Linked DNA regions of Homo sapiens: region 1 is linked to region 2. A link is a loop called in an ENCODE intact Hi-C map of the cell type or tissue named here. Cell type or tissue: ovary. All regions are shown on one strand. Each heading gives the region's core, and the rest is flanking DNA. Links, peaks and the distances in the headings are about the cores only. Region 1 has its middle 71 kb from the start of LINC00159. Region 2 has its middle 12 kb from the start of LINC00159.

Region 1 (2,916 bases), core at 258-2,757, 59 kb before region 2:
GAGTACATGATAGCCAGATGATATTACTTATGGTATTGACCTCAGTTAAGGAAGAGTTTACCTTAACCATCACTCATTTAAGGTGGAGTTTCCCAGGTTTCTCAATTGCAAAGCTTCTATTTCTCCCTTTCTCTAGTCTTTGGAAGTAAGTCACTAAGTCTAGCCTACCCTTAAGGTGTGGGAGGGATTGAGTGCCACCCCCTAGAGGGGTGAATATTTACATGTATTATTTCAAATTCTTCTTTAAGGAAGATGTGTCTCTTTTCCCCCATTATTTTATTTACTTGATCATTTATTTATATCAGTATGGAGTCATAGATATTTATTTTATAGTTTGGGTTATAATCCAATACAGCATTATTTATGTTGTTGCTCAAACTGTTGCGGCTTTGGCCATTGGGAGCTCTTTCAGGCTGATTCCTGTTTCTTTTTGACATGCTTCCTTCCCTTTGATTTTTGAGCACTTCCTCACCTCCTGGCACTACAAGATATTCCAAGCTCATGTTGTATTTCCCTTGCTCCAGCCCTAGAATCAGCCATTTCTCCAAGGAGCCCTCGTTCATTACATTCTTTTGAATGTTACCAATAGTGGCAAATTCAATTTCTTTGTGGGTGGAATTAACAACCAAAAGTCAATTGGAATCATATCTGGTGAAATAGATTGGTAATCAAGAGCATTAAATAACATCTTTCATCAAAAACTGTGTGACGGCATACAAACACATATTTATAGCAGCACAATTCACAATTGCAGAGATATGGAACCAACCTAAGTGCCCATCAACAAGTGAGTGGATAAAGAAAATGTGGTATATGTACACCATGGAATACTACTCAGCCATAAAAAGGAATGAAATAATATCTTTTGCAGCAACTTGGATGGAGCTGGAGGCCATTATTCTAACTAAGTGAAGTAACTTAGGAATGGAAAACGAAATATTGTATGTTCTCAGTTATAAGTGGGGGCTAAGCTATGAAAATGCAAATACATAAGAATTATATAATGGACTCATTTATCCCTCACCCCCCTTCCCAACCTTCTCTCTCAGGTGAGGGATCAAAGACAACACATTGGATACAGTGTACACTGCTTGGGTGATGGGTGCACTAAAACCTCAGAAATCACCACTAAAGAACTTATCCATGTAACCAAAAACCACCTGTACCCCAAAAACTATTGAAATAAAAATAAAAATTAATTATTAAACCCCCCCCCCAAAAAAAAAACCAACACTGTGTGACAGAAAGTAAGCATTGAGCCCAAAGAATTGTCAAGGCTGAGAAGCAAACACAGCCAGAGTTTCTTTTAAAAAAAGGCTTGGCCGGGCATGGTGGCTCATGCCTGTAATCCCAGCACTTTGGGAGGCCGAGGCGGGTGGATCACAAGGTCAGGAGATAGAGACCATCCTGGCTAACACGGTGAAACCCCATCTCTACTAAAAATACAAAAAAATTAACTGGACGTGGGGGCGGGTGCCTGTAGTCCCAGCTACTCAGGAGGCTGAGGCAGGAGAATCACTTGAACCTGGGAGGCGGAGGTTGCAGTGAGCCGGGATGGCACCACTGCACTCCAGCCTGGGTGACAGAGCAAGACTCCGTCTTAAAAAAAAAAAGGCTTTAACATTTTCCAGTCACTTTAGTATTTATGCCTAAAACAATCTGATCAGCTTTCTGCTTTTGTGGGATGCATTGAGCATGAACAATGTCACTGATGTTAAAGGAGCAAATGAGCATTCTCTTCACTTTTGAAATAAGTATTTTTCTTACGTCTCAGGGATGTTGAGGCTTTCTACAGCGAACGTTGATGCTTTACTTCTGGACCATAATAGAAACACTATGTTCTACGATCGGTCATTATTTTTCTCTAAAACATGTGCTTTTTGTTTTTTCAAACCTCCCTTGAAAAATCAGAGCAAATGCCAAGGCTTTTGAGTGTAAGTTTATCATTCAAAATTGTTGGCAAGTTTTCACAGAAATTTCCCTGCTGTCCCAGTTCTCTTCCCTCTGAATGTAACACTCCGGCCAACGTGCTCACAATTACTTGTTCAGCGCACTGCCTGGTTCAGCACTTCCACAGCCCTTGTGAGTGACGAGGCTCCATGGCAGAGCCATCTCCTTCCTTCCTTAAACCTTCCATGACAACCCCTAACTCTTGTCTTTGCCATCTGTGCTTGGCTCTTTCTCCACATATTCCTTTTTAACATGTCAAATGTCTTGCTGGCCCCACTGTGTTACTTTATGCAAAATGTGAGGCTCTTTGTTCCTAAAACTGCTATCATTTTTACTCAGGCATGAGCACCCGCACTTCCTTACCCTCTGGCACAAATCTGCCTGCAAGGCAGGTTGTAGCAAGTCCCTGTTAAGACTGGTCTTTGATTTCCACTGGCCTCAAGGGACACCTCCTTGGGTACACAGAAATCCATTTCATTGGTTGGACAGATACTCACAGTGCAGAGCTAGAAATGTCTGTGCTGCCCTTAGAAGGACTACATGTCACTCAGCTAGGAGACACCCCCAGAAATTCCCCATCAAACTCTATTCCACAGAGCCCCCATCAATGACAGTAAACCATGCCAGTACTGCCCTAGATCAATCCCACACAGTTGCAGCGTGAGTCTCTTCTCTCTTTCCCTTCTTATCCCAACTTACCCAAATTTAATGAAAATGCTGAAATCGAAACTGACCGAAATAGAAATTGCTGCTCCCATATTTAAGCACTGTTCAGTGCATCTTGCTCCCCCACATTCTGGATTCTTCTCCCACTGCCTCATTGAAATTGCTCTCTAGCTTCACCAGGAGCTCCCTTGTGGCAAAATATAATGGACATTTTTCATTTATTTCTCTGGGCTCTCTCTGTCTGTCATGGTAGAAATTGTGTGTCCCCTGCTACCCACCCCAATTCATGTGTTGAAGCGC
Region 2 (2,916 bases), core at 225-2,724:
GGATGAATGGATGGGTGAATGGATGAAAAGATGATGAATGGACAGATGGATGGAAGGATGGACGGTTAAGTGGTTGAATGGATGGGAGAATTTTGTAGACACGTCTCAAGAACCATCAATAGTTGATATCCAGTCTCTCAATGTCTCTACTGTGCTAAAATGATTCCCTTGTCTTCAGCTGACATTTATCAGTGATTGGTACAATGAGCATAGGAGGACTGATGGACTTCTAGCAAAAGGTTAATTCACTCAACTCCACATCTAAAATATGATCTTAGGAGATTTTGGCCTGCAGTTGGTCTTCTCCAGGGGAGTCAGCCTATGGCAGGTTGGATGCTCATCCCAGCTGGAATCATGGTGTCTGTCCAACTCTTCCAACTCCTATAGAAGAACTGCCATGGCAAACTCAACCAAATATGTCACAGCCTTTGTGATCAGGAAGGGTTTCTCAGCATCCTTTACAAATCTCTAAAGCTACGGAAGAAAATTACTACCTCTTGTTAAGATGGACCATGGTATTTAACAAAGATCGCTGGGTTGGAAACCAGGACGTCTATGCTCTTGGCCTGGTTCTGCCACTAATTTGTTCTGGGATTTGGGACCAGCCACTTCACCTCCATAGACCTTAGCCTCTTTGTGAGAAAAATGGGGACTGTATGATTTCAAGGCCCTGTTCGGCTCTGCAAGGCATGATTTCATGTTCTGCAGGGCCGCAGGCTCTAAGACCCCAACTTAGCCCTGCAAGATGGACTTCAGAGGCCCTTCCCTGCAATCCTCCTGCTTGGCCCTGCTGTCTGCCCACAGACTTCCCACGGAGAGGAGAACACAGCCCACGGTGGTTACCAGCACGGAGCTTGGCTCTGTTGCCCACTAGCTCTGTGGCCTTCGGCAAGTTCCTTAACCTCTCTGTGCCTCAGTTTCCTGATGCATAAGATGAGATAACAAAGGGACCCACCTGCTAGGGCAGTTAGAGGATAAAAGGACAAAATGCACAGAAAGTGCTTATTATGGTGCCAAATGCAGAGGAAGTGCTGGAGAGATGGGAGTTATGATGATGGTGTTTATGAGAGACTGATGGCAGAAGCCACAGATTCTGGCCTCTCATCCATTGAGACCTCCCTGACAGCCGCCTCAATACCAGGACTCTTAGATCTGCAGGTCCTGGTTCTTAAAGGCACGTTCAGCCTCCACACTCCTGATGTGTGCCTGGGCCAAGGATAGGGAGCCCCAGCAGCTTGAATAAAACCATTGTCTGGATAAAGGGGGAGCCCACAGGGAGCAGGGGCCGTTCCTAGCTCTCTGGGCTGCCTGAGCGCCCCTTCCTCTATTTTCTCCCCTTGTTCTTGTGGCCCTGTGGCTGCTTTTATCAGAGCAGAGGGGCTCTGACCCCTGACGGGGGAAAATGGCCGCCCTCCTCCCACATGGCAATTATTCTCAACTGCATCAGAGCCAGAGCTCTGGGCCCAGGAGGGCTGCTTTAGCACAGGGTGGGCTTGGAGGAGGCAGCTGTTCCCCATCGGAACATTTTGAAAGTGGCTTTGTCTCCAACCAGCAACCCTTTGGCGCCGGATTCCTGTGCACCTTCGAGCAACAAGGCAGCAAAGTGGTCCATCCACCCACAGAGGAAGAAACTGCGGCCGTCCCGCTGATGCTGAGAAAAGGAGCGCTCAGCTGGTCTTTCGGTCTGCGGGGGCTGCCGTGACAAAACACCACAGGCCGGGGGCTCACACGGCAGAAATGGGTCGTCTAAGTTCAGGAGGGTGGAAGTCTAAGATCAAGGTGTTGGCAGAGCTGGTTCCTCCTGAGGCTGCGAGGGGGAATCTGTCCCAGGCCCTCACCTACCCTCCAGGGGTTTCCAGCAACCTTTGGCCTTCCTTGGTTTATAAATGCATCACCATGGTCTCTGGCTTCATCTTCACATGGATTTTCCTCCTGTGGGCCTGTCTGTGCCCAGATTTTCCCCTTTTATAAGGATACCAGTCATATTGGATTTAGGACCCACCTTACACCAGTACGACCTTGTCTTAATTAATTACATCTGCAATTACTCTATTTGCAAATAAGGTCACATTCTGAGGCACTGGGGGTTAAGACTTCAACATATGATTTTGGGCAGATGGTGGGGGCAAAATTCAACCCATAGCATTTGGCATTTGGCCTTTCCTTAAAGAAGGAGCTTTTTTTTTTTTTTTGAGATGGAGCCTGGCTCTGTTGCCAAGGCTGGAATGCAGTGGCGTGATCTTGGCTCACTGCAACCTCCGCCTCCTGGGTTCAAGCGATTCTCCTGCCTCAGCCTCTCAAGTAGCTGGGATTAGAGGCGGACACCACCACAGCCGGGTAATTTTTGTATTTTTAGTAGAGACGGGGTTTCACCATGTTCGTGAGGCTGGTCTTGAACTCCTGACCTCAAGTGATCTGCCCACCTCCGTCTCCCAAAGTGCTGGGATTACAGGTGTGAGCCACTGTGCCCTGCCTCAAGGAGGGGCAATATTAAGTCCACCTGTGTCTCTACGCTCATGCGAGGCAGCCAGCAGGTGTTTCCTAGGCCTCTGGGCAGAAAGGAGCCTGGAAGGTCAAGGTGATCCATCCTCCATTGGCTGGCTGCATCTCTGGCCCCCAGCTGGGGACTCTCCATGTGGAGTTTGCATATCTCTAGCAAGAGCAAACTGACTACTTCCCTTCTCCTTGGGCAGCTCTTTAATGCAGAACGGCCTTCCATGTAACACTTTTTTTTTTCTTTTTTTTTTCTTTTTTTGAGACAGAGTCTCACTCTGTCACCCAGGCTGGAGTGCGGAGGTGCCATCTCGGCTCACTGCAACCTCCACCTCCCGGGTTCAAGCAATTCTCCTGTCTCAGCCTCCTGAGTAGCTGGGATTACAGGCACCTGCCACCACACCCAGCTAATTTTTATATTTT

The links. Hi-C counts contacts between places; a loop is a spot of excess contacts. Peaks named below come from ENCODE experiments on the same cell type or tissue, not always from the same donor. Only the 100,000 strongest peaks of a DNase experiment are listed, where the experiment ranks them.
Region 1: it touches region 2 in a loop (4-fold over the local background); 1 of 110 quality-filtered maps calls a loop at or near these places.

Annotation. Positions count from the first base shown.
Region 1 is chr21:32,013,625-32,016,540 of GRCh38, forward strand. No RefSeq gene overlaps it. Among named protein-coding and RNA genes, the nearest start is that of LINC00159, 71 kb to the right of the region's middle. In ovary, for the core only: no CTCF peak of the experiment used is centred there; no DNase peak of the experiment used is centred there.
Region 2 is chr21:32,072,518-32,075,433 of GRCh38, forward strand. No RefSeq gene overlaps it. Among named protein-coding and RNA genes, the nearest start is that of LINC00159, 12 kb to the right of the region's middle. In ovary, for the core only: no CTCF peak of the experiment used is centred there; a DNase peak (open chromatin) is centred at 1,642.